2 separate regions of the Homo sapiens genome follow, and region 2 is linked to region 1. A link is an interaction called in ENCODE POLR2A ChIA-PET data of the cell type or tissue named here. Cell type or tissue: A673. All regions are shown on one strand. Each heading gives the region's core, and the rest is flanking DNA. Links, peaks and the distances in the headings are about the cores only. Region 1 has its middle 41 kb from the start of PHLPP1. Region 2 overlaps PHLPP1 (PH domain and leucine rich repeat protein phosphatase 1).

Evidence for each region. Peaks named below come from ENCODE experiments on the same cell type or tissue, not always from the same donor. Only the 100,000 strongest peaks of a DNase experiment are listed, where the experiment ranks them.
Region 2: POLR2A ChIA-PET joins it to region 1 with 17 read pairs; 2 of 35 experiments call an interaction of 5 or more read pairs at or near these places.

What each region holds. Positions count from the first base shown.
Region 1 is chr18:62,670,060-62,678,406 of GRCh38, reverse strand. No RefSeq gene overlaps it. Among named protein-coding and RNA genes, the nearest start is that of PHLPP1, 41 kb to the left of the region's middle. In A673, for the core only: no CTCF peak of the experiment used is centred there; a DNase peak (open chromatin) is centred at 4,796; H3K27ac peaks cover 904 bases.
Region 2 is chr18:62,816,724-62,825,070 of GRCh38, reverse strand. All of the region lies in intron 1 of PHLPP1 (PH domain and leucine rich repeat protein phosphatase 1), which reads right to left. Among named protein-coding and RNA genes, the nearest start is that of PHLPP1, 110 kb to the right of the region's middle. In A673, for the core only: no CTCF peak of the experiment used is centred there; no DNase peak of the experiment used is centred there.

The sequences.
Region 1 (8,347 bases), core at 309-8,308:
CATAAAGAGGCCCTGTCTGAAGCTTGAAAACTTGCCCTATTACTTAGCATTGCACATTTGCGATTATTTCATTAACTATAATGCACAATAATCCAGTGACCTATCTTCAAAGGATCCAAGGCTAGAGAAGCAAAACTACTAACCTAAAAGCAAAATATTTTAGAAAGCAGCCCAAACAAGGTGATGGTTTACATCTTGCAACGTTACATTTATTTGAGTATTTGAGAAGCATAAAAGCATAACCTTAAATCCCATTTAATTGCATCCTGAAGACCATCATGTAAGTCATCATGGCCATTCTCAGGGACAGCATGGAACAGTGGTTCTCAAAATGTGGTCCCCAGACCAGAATCACCAGCATCACCTGGGAAGCACTTGTGGGCAATGCAAATTCTTAGACCCCGACCCAGACATGTGAATTGGAAACTCTGGGGCTGGACAAAGTAATCTATGGTTTAACAAGCCTCCAGGTGATTCTTACATACTCTATAGATCGATAATCACTGGCTAGAAACAGAAAGACTAGTACTTAATGACTTTCACCAGTGTGTGTAAGGGTAGTGCTCTTTAAACAGACAGAGAGAGAAGGAGGTATCAGTAACTTGAAAACTAAGGTTCCTTCTCATGGCTATCTGGGATGTCAGGCAAGAGCAAACCTATTGCAGGCGCTGTCCATAGGTTACTAGGCAACACCACCTCTTCTCCACACCAAATCTCTCCATTCTTTTCCTTTGAGCTTATTTTAGTATTCGGTTGAACAGTTTTAGTTCAGCAGGTCGAGATTTTGTAAGGCTCATTGTCTGGGGATGGTTCAGGATACATGAAACTACTTTTAAAGGGCATCTTTTAAAATGAGCATTTTTTTTTCATTTTAATTATTGTTCTTCAGAAACTAGAGGTTGAGACAGATGAGCTCTTATAATCTCTCCCAATTCAGAATTCCATAAAGTTCAAATGCTACTCTAAAAATTGCTTTAAATATGATGACTTTAAAAAACCAGATTAACCAGCAGTGTAATGTTTTCTATTTGAAAGATTTCTCATGATTGTTTCCAGTTACTCCTCCTAATTTCTCTTTTGCCAACTCTTTCCCACAAGAAGGGAAAAAAAAAATCTGTACATCATTTGTTCATTTATTCATGCATTCATTCTATTAACTTTGGCTGAGGATAAAAAATGTGGCAGGAGATGCAGAAAAGGCCTTCAACAAAATTCAACAGCCCTTCATGCTAAAAACTCTCCATAAACTAGGTATTGATGGAACGTATCTCAAAATAATAAGAGCTATTTATGACAAATCCACAGCCAATATTATACTGAATGGGCAAAAACTGGATGTATTCCCTTTGAAAACTGGCACAAGACAGGGATGCCCTCTCTCACCACTCCTGTTCAACATAGTCTTGGAAGTTCTGGCCAAGGCAATCAGGCAAGAGAAAGAAATAAAGGGTATTCAATTAGGAAAAGAGGAAGTCAAATTGTCCCTATTTGCTGATGACATGATTGTATATTTAGAAAACCCCATCGTCTCAGCCCAAAATCTCCTTAAGCTGATAAGCAACTTCAGCAAAGTCTCAGGATATGAAATCAATGTGCAAAAATCACAAGCATTCCTATACGCCATTAACAGACAAACAGAGAGCCAAATCATGAGTGAATTCCCATTCACAATTGCTACAAAAGAATAAAACACCTAGGAATCCAACTTAAAGGGATGTGAAGGACCTCTTCAAGGAGAACTACAAATCACTGCTCAATGAAATAAAAGAGGACACAAACAAATGGAAGAATATTCCATGCTTATGGATAGGAAGAATCAATATCATGAAAATGGCCATACTACCCAAGGTAATTCATAGATTCAATGCCATCCCCATCAAGCTACCAATGACTTTCTTCACAGAATTGGAAAAAACTACTTTAAAGTTCATATGGAACCAAAAAAAGAGCCTGCATTGCCAAGACAAGCCTAAGTAAAAAGAACAAAGCTGGAGGCATTATGCTACCTGACTTCAAACGGTACTACAAGGCTACAGTAACCAAAACAGCATGGTACTGGTACCAAAACAGATATATAGACCAATGGAACAGAACAGAGGCCTCAGAAATAATGCCACAGATCTACAACCATCTGATCTTTGACAAACCTGACAAAAACAATAAATGGGGAAAGGATTCCCTATTTAATAAATGGTGGCTGGGAAAACTGGCTAGCCATATGTAGAAAGCTGAAACTGGATCCCTTCCTTACACTTTATACAAAAATTAAGTCAAGATGGATTAAAGATGTAAATGTTAAACCTAAAACCATAAAAACCCTAGAAGAAAACCCAGGCAATACCATTCGGGACATAGGCATGGGCAAGGACTTCATGTCTAAAACACCAAAAGCAATGGCAACAAAAGCCAAAATAGACAAATGGGATCTAATTAAACTAAAGAGCTTCTGCACAGCAAAAGAAACTACCGTCAGAGTGAACAGGCAACCTACAGAATAGGAGAAAGATTTGGAATCTACCCATCTGACAAAGGGCTAATATCCAGAATCTACAAAGAACTCAAACAAATTTACAAGAAAAAAACAAACAACCCCATTAAAAAATGGGCAAAGGATATGAACAGACACTTCTCAAAAGAAGACATCTATGCAGCCAACAGACACGTGAAAAAATGCTCACCATCACTGGTCATCAGAGAAATGCAAATCAAAACCACAATGAGATACCATCTCATGCCAGTTAGAATGGCAATCATTAAAAAGTCAGGAAACAACAGATGCTGGAGAGAATGTGGAGAAATAGGAACTGTTTTACATTGTTGGTGGGAGTGTAAATTGGTTCAACCATTGTGGAAGGCAGTGTGGTGATTCCTCAAGGATCTAGAACTAGAATTACCATTTGACCCAGCAATCCCATTACTGGATATATACCCAAAGGATTATAAATCATGCTACTATAAAGACACATGCACACGTATGTTTATTGCGGCACTATTCACAATAGCGAAGACTTGGAACCAACCCAAATGTCCATCAATGATAGACTGGATTAAGAAAATGTGGCACATATATACCATGGAATACTATGCAGCCATAAAAAAGGATGAGTTTATATCCTTTGCAGGGACATGGATGAAGCTGGAGACCATCATTCTGAGCAAACTATCACAAGGATAGAAAACCAAACACCGCATGTTCTCACTCATAGGTGGGAACTGAACAATGAGATCACTTGGACACAGGGCGGGGAACATCACACACTGGGGCCTGTTGCGGGGTGAGGGACTGAGGGAGGGATAGCATTAGGAGAAATACCTAATGTAAATGATGAGTTGATGGTTGCAGCAAACCAACATGGCACATGTGTACCTATGTGTCAAAACTGCACGTTGTGCCCACGTACCCTAGAACTTAAATTAAAAAAAAAAAACAACAATGTGGCAGGAGTGCAATAGCTGATGGTTATACAAGCAGCTTCCAACCCAGTAAAGGGGAAAGACATGGAAAGAGATCACCACAGAACAGTGTACGAATGCAACCACTAGAATAGGCCCAGTGTATTCCCAGAGCTCAGAGTAGTGACCTTGAAGATGAAGCCAGGGAAGCCTTCATGGATGATGTAAGTAGGTGTTATGGAGTGGGAGAGGGAGGGAAGGCACAGAGGTGAGAAAAGGCCTGGCAAATGCAGATGAATGGCTGCAGTCCATAGTCAGAAGCAGGAGGTGTCAATAGTGAGGTTTGTAGGGACCTGATTGATGAAGGAGCTGAAGGAGATGGGCAGCCACTGAAGAACTAAAAGCAGGAAGGATATGATTATATTTGCATGGAAGGATTTCCTCTTCAGCAGCTGAGGAAGAAATTAGGGAGCCGGGCATGGTGGCTCATGCCTGTAATCCTAGCACTCTGGGAGGCCGAGGCGGGCGGATTGCCTGAGCTCAGGAGTTCAAGACCAGCCTGGGCAACATGGAGCAACCCCGTCTCTACTAAAAAAAAAAATCCACAAAGTAGCTGGGCATGGTGGTGTATACCTGTAATCTCAGCTACTCGGGAGGCTGAGGCATGAGAATCGCTTGAACCCAAGAGGCGGAGGTTGCAGTGAGCCAAGATCATGCCACTGCACTCCAGCCGGGGCGACAGAGCAAGACTCTGTTAAAAAAAAAAAAAAAAGGAAGAAGAAATTAGGAGATGATAGCACTGAGCAAGACAGACTGCTGAGGATGAGGATGCTGACACAGTGGTCCAAGAGAGAATGACATAGACTTGGACTGGGACATTGGTAATGAGGATAGAGAAAACTGGACTAACTTGAGAAATACCCAAGAGGCTAAACAGGCAGAACTGAGTGATTCCTTGGGTGTTGATAATGAAGGACAGGAAGGAGTTTAGAATGAAACCCAATTTCTAACCTAGTGATAGGTGGTGTTTCCACTGGAGATTGAGAATACTGGAGGAAGAGATAGTTTAGGTTCTGTTTTGGTACATGTGAGATGTTTATCTATCCATCTAGTAGGAAATAGGATATATGAGTTATCTTCTTAAGGAGGAAAATAAAAGTTTTAGAGTAACAGATTTGGGAGTTGTCAATGTAGAGATAATGTTGAAACAATGAGTGAGTGTGGAAAACATCACCCAGATAAAATGTAACAAAGACTGGGGTGGGGGATTAAGCCTTGGGGGACCTTGGAGTTTAAGGAGTTAAGGAGTGAGTGGAAGAAGATAAGCCCATAAAAGAGAGAATGATAAATGTCAGGAAGAATCAAAAGATTCATAAATGTCAGGAAATGTAAACCAGTAAATGTCACAGAAGTCAAAAGGAACAAATGTTTCAGGAAGGAAGGATAAGTTAGCAATGAACAATGTCTCCAAAAGATACAAGAAGTTGGCTGAAAAACACTCACGGCACAGAGCAATTAGGAAGTCATTGGTTGTCTTTAAGGAGCATATTTTTAATAGAAAAAAGAATGCAGGGGTTTGTGGGGCAAAAGGAAGTTGAAGGGGAGAGAGAGAATGTAGACAACTCTTCGGAGAAGAGAGAAGCTGGGCAGAGATTATTTTCTTTTTAAATGAGTGAGGCTAGAATAATTTGTCATCTAAAGCAAGATACTCATGAGAGGGAAATGATGAAGAAAATCAGAGAAATAAAGGGCCAGAGCAAAATCTAGCAGGAGAAGGAGTGGTGCCACAGAAATGGTGAAAGCAAGTAAAGACATGCACTATCCATAGCTGCCTGGAGGAAAGGATGCAGGAGCAGGCAAGCAGAAGACAGACTCAAAAGCCTAAGAAGGAGACAGTGAGGAGGAATAGTCTTGGGGGAGGAGTGGGGAGGAGGAATAAATGCTCTGAAGGGCTGCCTTGCATACTGTGGAATCTAGTGCAACACACAAGCTCAAAGCCAGATATAGGCTCAGAATAAATCATACACTTGCACCTCTGGCTGTTCTTTGGGCTCCACACAAGCAGGAGGTAAAGGCTAAGGCACAGTTGAGGGAGCACCCCAGCCAATATGCAAAGACCAATGGAGTTGCTTTTATTTTTCTTTTTGGCTCCAGGCATTCAAGGAAACCTCTGTCAGGTCACTGGCTGACCACTGAAATAATAGAACACAGACTTCAGTGACTACGCAAACAAAGAACATGGTCTGTACAAAAATAGTTTGGAAAAGTCACTAAACAAACAGATTACTGCAGTCCTCAACAATCAACAACAGCAAACCCTGGGGAGAACAGAAAGTATGCTATCTAGAGTTACCACAGTATAATATTCAAAACGTCCAGTTTTCAACAACAAAAAATACAGGCATACAAAGAAACAGGAAAGTATGGCCCATCCACAGAAAAAAAAAATAGACAAAACCCATGCTAGAGGAAGCCAGACATTGGAATGACTAGAGAAAGAGTTTAAATATATAAATATAACATATTAAATAATATAACTTTAAATATCAACCACCTTACATTTGCTCAAAGACCTAAAGGAAACCAATAGATGAACAAGTAAAGGTTATCAATAAAGAAATGTAAATTGTAAAAGAAACCAAATTTTAAACAACTGGAGCTGGAAGTTCAATAGCTAAAAAAAAATTTACTAGAGGGATTCAGTGGTATATTTGAACAGGCAGAAGAAAGAATCAGTGCACCTGAAGATAAAATAATTGAAATTATCCAGTTCGATGAGCATAAAGATAAAAGAATGAAAAACGAACAGAGCTTAAGAGACTTGTGAGATACCATCAAGCACACAAACATGAAAAAGAGTTAGAAAGACATTTGAATGGCCCCAAAGTCCCAATTTGATGAAAGACATAAGTACACATCCAAGAAGTTCAATGAACTCCAAGTAGGATAATCATGAAGAGATCCACACTATGATAATCAATCATATTTATAATCACACTGTCAACATCCAAAGGCAAAGAGATAATCTTGAAAATGGCAAGAGATAAGTGACTCATAATGCATTGATTATTCAATATATACCCCAATAAGACTGTTAATGTAATAATCATCAGAGACAATGACAGCCAGAAAGCAGTATAATGACATACCCAAGTGCTGAAATAAAAAAAAAAAAACTGTCTAGTAAGAATTCTATATCAAGCAAAATTGTTCTTCAAAAATTAGGAAGATATGGGCTGGGCATGGTGGCTCATGACTCTAAGTGATCCCAGCACTTTGGGAGGCCTAGGCAGGTGGATCACTTGAAGTCAGGAGTTCAAGACCAGCCTGGCCAACATGGTGAAACCCCGTCTCTATTTAAAAAAAATGCAAAAATCAGCCAGGCATTGTGATATGTGCCTGTAGTCCCAGCTACTTGGGAGGCTGAGGCAGGAGAATCACTTGAACCCAGGAGGCAGAGGTCGCAGTGAGCCAAGATTGTGCCACTGTACTCCAGCCTAGGCAACAGAGTAAAACTCCATCTCAAGAAAAAAAAAAAAGGAAGATATTAAAACATTCCCAGGTAAGCAAAAGCTAAGGGAGTTTGTTGCCCCTAGACTTACCCTGTAGGAAATGCTAAAGGGAGTCCTTTGGGCAGCAATGAAAGGACACTAGACAGTGAGTTGAAGTTGAAGTCATCTGAAGAAATAAAGAACTCTGGTAAAGATAGCTACATAGGTAAATATAAAAGCCAGTATTATTGTATTTCTAGTTTATACTTCCTATTTTTGATTCTTATGATTCAAAATACAATGCATCAAACAATAATTACAAATCTATGCAGTAGGCACATAGTGTATAAAGATGGAATTTGTGACAATAACAATATAAGGTGGGTACAAAGCTGTATAGGATAAATTTTATATGCTATAGAAGCTAAGTTTGGATCATTTCAAACAAGCAATGGTGTTATAAATTTAGGATGCTAAATGAAATCTCCATGGTAACCATTTTTAAATAACTTTTAAAATTACATAAAAGGAAACATGGATAAAGTAAAAATAGTCCACTAGAAAAAAATCAAACACAGAAGAAGGTAGTACTGAAGAAAACGAGGAACAAAAAAGATAAGACATTTAGAAAATAAATGGCTAAATGGTAGAATATAATGACTCAGTAATTTAATGTACAACATATATTTAACATATAATTATGTATATTAATATAAATATATTAAATAATATAACTTTAAATATAAATGGATTAAACTCACTAGTTAAAATACACAGACTGGCAGACTGCCAGTGAAACTATTCAGTGCAATACTTTAATAGTGGATACATGTCATTATACAATTGTTAAAACTCATAAAATGTACAACACAAAGAGGGAAGCCTAGTGTACTACATTAACGTAAGATGGTAACAATAGGAGAAATGGTGTGTAGGGGCAGCAGTAGGTATATGGAAACTCTCTGTACTTTCCACTCAACTTTTCTATAAACCTAAAACTTCTCTAAAAAAATAAATTCTATTAATTTAAAAATGTTTCAACTATATGCTGTTTATAAGTGACTCACTTTAGCTCTATAAGGTTGGAAGTGAAAGGATGTAAAAAGAGATTCTATGCAAATGGTAACTGAAGATGAGCTGGGGTATCTATACTAATATGAAGCAAAAGAGGCTTTAAGTCAAAAATGATTAAAAGACACAAAAAGGTCATTATATATTGATAAAAGGGTCAATTCATCAAGAAGCTATAACAACTATAAATATATACCCACCTAATAACAGAGCTCCAAAATATGTACTACATACCTTGACAGAACTCAAGGAAGAAATAGGCAGTTCTACAGTAATAGTTGAAGACTTCAATGTCCCAACCTTCAATAATAAATAGAACATCTAGACAGAAGATCCATAAGGAAACAGAGGACTTGCATAACACTATAAACAATTAGGCCTAACAGACATAT
Region 2 (8,347 bases), core at 31-8,030, 150 kb before region 1:
AGGACAATCACTTGAACCCGGGAGACTGAGGGAGGACAATCACTTGAACCCGGGAGGCAGAGGTTGCACTGAGCTGAGATTGTGCCACTGCACTCCAGCCTAGGTGACAGAGCAAGAGTCTGTCTCAAAAAAAAAAAAGTATATATATTGGCTCATTTGACCACTGTTAAAAAAAATGGGGGGTGGGGGTGGTCCATTATAAGTAAAACTTTAAGAAAACTGAAGCAATATACTTTGTGTGCCTTTGTTGGGGTTGTTTTACATCCTGAATGGTTTAAACATTTATTTTCACAGTAAGACCTTGTCATTTTTTTCAGAGCCAAAAAGTCACTGTTTTGTGAAGTATTTTTCTAGTGCCATGAATTGTTTTTGCAAAATGCTTTCTATGATAGAAACGTCCACCTTTTAAAAATCTTCCACTTTTTTTTACAGATTTATTAATGTATAAAAGACATACAGTAAACTACATAAAGTATAAAATAAGATATGATGTATCTACACACATGAAACCATCACCAGAAAATAAGTATATTGATCACTGCCGTTTCCTCATGTCCCATTGTGATTTCTCCCTCCCCCTATATCCCTCCAGAGTTCCTCCCGCGCTCAGGCAACTGCTGATCTGGTTTCTGTCACTTTCATCCATGTTGTTGCAAGAGTTCATTATTTTTTGTTGCTGAGTAGTATTACATTGTATGAATATACCACAGTTTAACCATTGATCTGCTAATGGACACTTGAATTCTTTACAGTCTTTTTTTTTTTCTATTTTGATGGAGAACACTGGTGTACAAGTCTTGGTATAGACAAATGTTTTGATTCCTCTCGGGTAAATACCTAGGATTGGAATGGCTGGTTTGTACCATTTTACATCCCCAGCACCAGTGCAGAGAGTTCCCGATGCTCCACATCCCTGTCAACATTTTTTTTTTTTTTTTTGAGACGGAGTTTCGCTCTTGTTGCCCAGCTGGAGTGCAATGCCATGATCTCGGCTCACTGCAACCTCCACCTCCCAGGTTCAAGCAATTCTCCTGCCTCAGCCTCCCAAGTAGTTGGGATTACAGGCAACCGCCACCACGCCTGGCTAATTTTTGTATTTTTAGTAGAGATGGGGTTTCACCATGTTGGCCAGGCTGGTCTCTAACTGCCCACCTCAGATGGTCCACCTACCTCGGCCTCCCGAAGTGCTGGAATTACAGGAATAAGCCACCGCGCCTGGCCCCCAGTCAACACTTTTAGCCATTCTAGTGCATATGTAGTGGTATCTCCTTATGGTTTTAAGTTGCATTCCCCTAATGACTAATCATCTTCTCGCAAGTTTGTGATCCGCATATCTTCTTTGCCAAAGTAACTATTCAAATCCTGTGTTCAATTTTAATTGGGTTAAGTCCTTTACATATTCTTAACATAAATCCTCTGTCAGATATCTATATATATCTACATATATATGTAGATATATATATTTATGTAGATATATAATATATGTAGATATATATAGATATATATATTTGAGACAGTCTTGCTGTTGCCCAGGCTGGAGTGCAGTGGCACCATCACAGCTTGCTACAGTCTCAACCTTCTGGGGTCAAATGATCCTCCCTCCTCAAGCCTCCTGAATAGCTGGGACTACAGGTGCCCGCCACCATGCCCGGCTAGTTTTTTTCTATTTTTTGTAGAGACAGGGTCGCTATGTTGCCCAAGCTGGTCTCGAATTCCTGCACTCAAACAATGCTTCCACCTCGGCCCCCACGTGTTAGGATTATAAGCCTGAGTCGCTGTGCCCAGACTTCTGTCAAATATATGACTTGCAAATATTTTCTCCCAGTCTGGCTTACTTTTTTATTTTCTTGAGAGTATTTTCAGAAAGCAAAAGTTTCCATTTTAATAAAGCCTAATTATTTGATTCGTCTTTTATAGTTAGTGGTTTTTGTGTTGTACTTAAAAAATCTTTGACAAACTGAAGGCCAGTAAAATTTTCTCCCATGTTTTCTTCTAGAAATTTTATAGTTCTAATTCTTACATTTAAGTCTATGATCAATTTCAAGCAAAAATTTCTATTAACAAAATCAAGAAATAAGGCTGAGATTTGGTCTGGGTCTTCTTTTATGTTTGTTTTTATTTTTGGCAAAAGGCTACATCAATTGTTCTAAGACCACTGGTGAAATTCCTACTGAATTGCCTTGGTACCTGCAATAAAACTGAGTTGCCAATAGTTATATAGGTCAATTTATTGATTAGTCCTTCCATTACTCTATTTGTCTACCTTCATACTATCTTGAGTAGTGAATCTTTAAAATTATTTGTGAAACCAGTTGGTATAAATCCTGCTCTGTAAAAAAGCACAGTTACAATCTGGATGCCTTTTATTTATTTTGCTTATCTCACTGCTACAACCTTGAACAGAAGTGGTGAAAGCAGACATCCTTTCCTTTTTCCTGATCTTAAGGGGGAGGCATTCAAATTTGTGCCATTTAAAACACTATTGGCGGCCAGGCGCAGTGGCTCACGCCTGTAATCCCAGTACTGTGGGAGTCCGAGGCGGGCGGATCATGAGGTTAGGAGATCGAGACCATCCTGGCTAACACGGTGAAACCCCGTCTCTACTAAAACTACAAAAAAAAAATAGCTGGGCGTGGTGGCGGGTGTCTGCAGTCCCAGCTACTCAGGATGCTGAGGCAGGAGAATGGCATGAACCCGGGAGGCAGAGCTTGCAGTGAGCCAAGATCATGCCACTGCACTCCAGCCTGGACCACAGAGCGAGACTCTGTCTCAAAAAAAAAAAAACAAAAACAAAAAAAAAAAAAACACTATTTTCTACAGATCCTCTATATTGAACTGAGGAAGTTTCCTTTTATTCCTAACTTGCCAAGTTATCTTTTTTTTCTAAATCAGAAAGGGATATTGGAGTTCCTCAAATGCTGTTTCTGCCACCAACTAAGATGATTATGATGAATTTAATTGATAATATTTTGCTTTAAGAAACAGGGTCCTGGTCCATAGCCCACACTGTGCAGTACCACAATCATGGCTCTGTGTAACATCAAACTCCTGGGCTCAGGTGATCTTTCTGCCTCAGCCTCCTGAGTGGCTAGGACTACAGCTACATACCAGCATGCTCGGCTAATTAAAAAAAATTTTTTTTTGTAGAGATGGGCATAGTGGCATGCGCCTGTAATCCCAGCTACTCAAGAGGCTTGAGTAGGAGGTGGGAGAATTGCTTGAACATGGGAGGCAGAAGTTGCAGTGAGCCGAAACAGCACCACTGCACTCCAGCCCAGGAGACAGAGCAAGACTCTGTCTCAAAAAAAAAAAAAGAACATACATTCTTATTATCCTTTTAATATCTATAGAATCTGTAATGATGTCACCTCTTTCATTCCTGATATTGGTAACTTGAGTCTTCTATCTTTTCTTGATCAGTTTGGTTAGAGAACTACCAATTTTATTAAGCTTCTTAAAGGTTTTATATTCACTGATCTTCTTTTTCTTTTTTCTTTTCTTTTTTTTTTTTTTTTTTTTTTGGATAAAGGGTCTCACTCTGTCACCCAGGCTGCAGTATACTGATGCGATCTCGGCTCACTGCAACCTCTGCCTCCCAGGCTGAAGTGATTCTCCCAGCCCAGCCTCCCAAGTAGCTGGGACTACAGGCATATGCCATTATGCCCAGCTGACTTTTGTACTTTTTGTAGAGACAGGGTTTCGCCATGTTCCTCAGGCTCACTGATTTTCTGTTATTTTTGTTTCATTTATTTTTTTCATTGTTATTGCTTATTGCTTCTTTTACTAACATATATTTTTTCTTTTTTAAAGACAGAGTTTCACCATGTTGCCCAGGCTGGTCTCAGACTCTTGCACTCAAGTGCTCTGCCCACCTCAGCCTCCCAGTGTTGGGATTACAGGCGTGAGCCAACGCACTAGGTCCATCTTTTACTAATTTTGAGATTCTCTTCTTTCTAAACACTGCTTAACTGCATCCCATAAATTCTGGTATATTGTGTTTTAACTTTTCATCCGTTCATAGTACTTTCTAATTTCCTTTTTATTTCTTCTATCACACATAGCTATTTTGGAAGTATGTAATTTAATTGACACGTATTTGAAGATTTTCCAGCTATCTTTCTTTTATTGGTCTCTGGTTTAATCCCATTGTGGTCAGAGAATGTTCTTTGTAGGAATTAATTTTTAAAATATTTTGTTCTCGCCTTGTCTTACAGTGCTGAATTAAAAACAAAATAAACTTACTATACTTGTTTTATAGTGTAAAATACAGTCTATCTTGGTTAATGTTTGTATTAGTTTTCATACTGCTATAAAAAACTGCCTGAGACTGGGTAATTTATTAAGGAAAGGGCTTTAATTGACTAACAGTTCAGCATAGCAGGGGAGGACTAAGGAAACTCACAATCATGGTAGAAGGGGAAGCAAAGCACCTTCTTCACAAGGTGGCAGGAAGGAGAAGTGCTGAGCGAAGGGGGATGAGCCCCTTATAAAACCATCAGGTCTCATGAGAACTCACTCACCATCATGAGAATGGCATCGGGGAAACTGCCCCCATGATTCAATTACCTCCATCTGATCTCTCCTTTGACATGTGGGTATTATGGGGATTACAATTCAAGATGAAATTTGGGTGGGGACACAAAGCCTAACCATATCAATGTTCCATATGTACTTGAAAAGAATGTGTATTTTGCTATTGCAGAGTGCATTATTCTATAAACTGAGGTCCAGTTGGCTAAGAGTGCTAGTCAAGTCTTCTATATTTTTAATAATTTTGTCTACACATTTTTTCAAAGATTGAGAGAAAGACATTGAAATGTTTTGCTATAATTGTGGATCTGTCTATTTCTGCTTGCAGTTCTACCAGCTTTTGATTTATTTATACTGAAGTTCTATTTAGGTGCATAAACATTTAGGATTGTTATATCTTCTTGATGTATGGATTGCTTTATCATTATAAAATGACCTTCTTTATCACTGATTATACTGTTTTCTCTAAAATCTACTTTGTCAATACAAATATAGCCACTCTATTTTTCTTACAATCAGTGTTACCAACATTTATATTTTTTCATCTTTTTACTTTGAACCTATATGGTCTTTATATTTAAAATGGGTTTCTTGGCCAGGCACAGAGGTTCACACCTGTAATCCCAGCACTTGGGAGGCCAAGGTGGGTGGATCACCTGAGGTCAGGAGTTCGAAAAAAGCCTGGCGGCCAACATGGTGAAACCCCTTCTCTACTAAAAATACAGAAATTTGCTAGGTGTGGTGGCAGGCGCCTGTAATCCCAGCTACTCGGGAGGCTGAGGCAGGAGAATCGCTTGAACCCAGGAGGCAGAGGTTGCAGTGAGCCCAGATTGCACCATTGCACTCCAGCCTGTGCAACAAGAGTAAAATTCTGTCTCTAAATAAATAATAATAAAATAAAATAGGTTTCTTGTAGGCAGCAGTTACCTCTTTTTTTAAATCTGATAATCTGTCTTTTAACTGAAACATTTACTCCTTTTACATTAATGTGACTGCTGATAATGTAAATATAGATGTGTTTGAATTGAAATTGACCATATTATTCTTTGTTTCCTACTTATCCCATCTGTTCTTTGTTTTTACTCATTTTATGCCTTGTTTTGTATTAACTGATTCCATTTTATCCCCTTGGTTGGCATATTAACAATTCATTCCCTCCTGCTTTCTTCTTAATGGTTGCTTTATGGTTCATTATATACATTTTGAACACACAATCTACCTTCAAGTAATATTATACCACTTCATGAACACCATAAGTAGTACACTACAACAATATACTTCCATTTCCATTACCAATATAATATTGTATCACTTCATGTACAATTTAAGAACCTTAGAATAATACACTGCCATTTCCCTTCTCCCAGTCTTTGTGCTACTGTTGCCATTTGTTTGTTTCCTTACATGTTACTGACAGTGGTATGCATGAGTTGGTTTATACTGGTTCACAAGTTGGTTGTTGAACTTTCAGTAATAAATACTCAAAACTCATTACATCCTAATTATTTTACTACATTTTACTTTGTCTAACACATACATCTATTGTACATTAATGTTGGAAATACTATATAATGGTATATTACTGTGTATCTATTCCCAGCTCTGCATTTAGTGACATCATGTTGGTAGCTTGAAAACCACCACTGTGGCTGTATTTACAGCATGGAAATTGGCAAACGGTACCATCAAGGCAAAGAGGAGGTTGTTAACCATTTTCTGGCAGTCCAGTGGTTATAACCTCCCCCTTGCCCACCCACAATATACTATTGTTATCTTTACTAAAACAGCACATTACCTTGGAAGAGAATTTTTAAAATAAGTCTTTTATATTTATTATTTCCATTGTTCTTCATTCCTTTATGTAGATCCAGATTTCCACCTGTTATCTTTTTCCTTTGACCTCAATGGCTTGACATTTCTTACGACACAGGTCTGCTGTTGATAGTCTTTCAGCTTTTGTAAATTTGAGAAAGTCTTCCTTTTCCTTTGTTTTTTCAAAAATATTTTCTTTTTGAGATGGAGTCTTGCTGTGTCACCCAGGCTGGAGTGCAGTGACGCAATCTTGGCTCACTGTAACCTCTGCCTCCCTGGTTCAAGCAATTCTCCCTGCCTCAGCCTCCCAAGTAGCTGGGACTACAGGCATCCGCCACCAGAGTAATTTTTATATTTTTTAGTAGAGACGGGGTTTCGCCATGTTGACCAGGTTGGTCTTGGTCTCCTGACTTCAGGTGATCCACCTGCCTTGGCTTCCCAAAGTGCTGAGATTACAGGCGTGAGCCACTGCGGCTGGCCCAAAAATATTTTCACTGTGTACAGAATTCTAGGTCAAAGCTTTTTTCTTTCAGAATGATCTCTTCCACTGACTTCTAGTGTTCAATGTTTCTGTCAAGAAGTTTGGCCCGGGCATGGTGGCTCACACCTGTAATCCCAGCACTTTGGAAGGCCAAGGCAGGAGGTCAAGAGATCAAGACCATCCTAGCCAATATGGTGAAACCCTGTCTCGGCTAAACATACAAAAATTAGCTGGGCGTGGTGGTGCACACCTGTAGTCCCAGCTACTCGGGAGGCTGAGGCAGGAGAATCGCTTGAACCTGGGAGGCGGAGGTTGCAGTGAGCCGAGATCTCGCCACTACACTCCAGCCTGGTGACACAATAAGATTCCGTCTCAAAAAAAAAAAAAAAAAAAAAAGTCTGTTGCCATTCTTAAGTCCTAGCATGTTCTGCATTCTGTCAGTGCTTTTTTAAAGATTTTTTTCTTTTTATCACTGGTTTTAAGCAATTTAATTATGCTTCTTAGCATACTTCATGTTTCATGTGCTCAAGGTTTGTGGAACTTAGATTTATGGTCAAATTTGATATTTTTTCAGCCATTATTTTAAATTTTTTTTCTGACCTCATAAGGCCTCTCCAGGGACTCCAATTACAAACACTTGAAGTTATCCCACAGTTCATTATGGGTTTTTTTTTTAATTCTGTATGTTTCATCGTTGGTAATCAATTACTGTATCTTCAAGTTCACTAATCCTTTCTTCTGTAGTGTTTGAGCTATTGTTAATCCCATCCAGTGTATTTTTCATCTCTATAAATTCAATTTGTGTATGTATGTGTGTGTATTTACCTACATATACACATATGCATTCACATACGTATGTATTTATCTTCCATGTCTCTCCTTAATATGCAAATGCTTTCTTTTATTTTCATGAATATATGGAACATAACTAAAATAGCTGCTTAAATGTCCTTGGCAACTAAGTCTATCATTTGTATCATTTCTGTGTTAGTTGAGTTCCACAGAGCCAGGCATGGTGGCTCACACCTACAATTCCAGCACTTTGGGAGGCCAAGGCAGGAGGATTGCTTGCATCCAGGAATTTCAGACCAGCCTGGGAAACACAGTGAGACGTCCATCTCTACAAAAAAGTACAAAAATTAGCTGGGTGTGGTGGCGTGCACCTGTAGTCCCAGCTACTCTGGAGGCTGAGGTTGCAGGATCATCTGAGCCCAGGAAGGTGAGGCTGAAGTGAGTCAAAGTCACACCACTGCACTCTAGCCTGGGCAACAGAGCAAGACCCTGTCTCTACTATTAAAATACTTAAATAGTTAAAAGTTCCCAAGACAACCTCATAGATTTGGCTAAATAAAAATGATAAATTTTCAAAGAGGCCTGGAAAATACTTTCGCAAAATATGGCAGAAATGATGTCTTATTTAATATAATAATTTTACAAAACAGTAACCTAATGGAAAAAAATAAAGATATATAAACAGGCAAGTTCATATAATAAGTACAAGTAGACAAAAAATATATCCCCCAA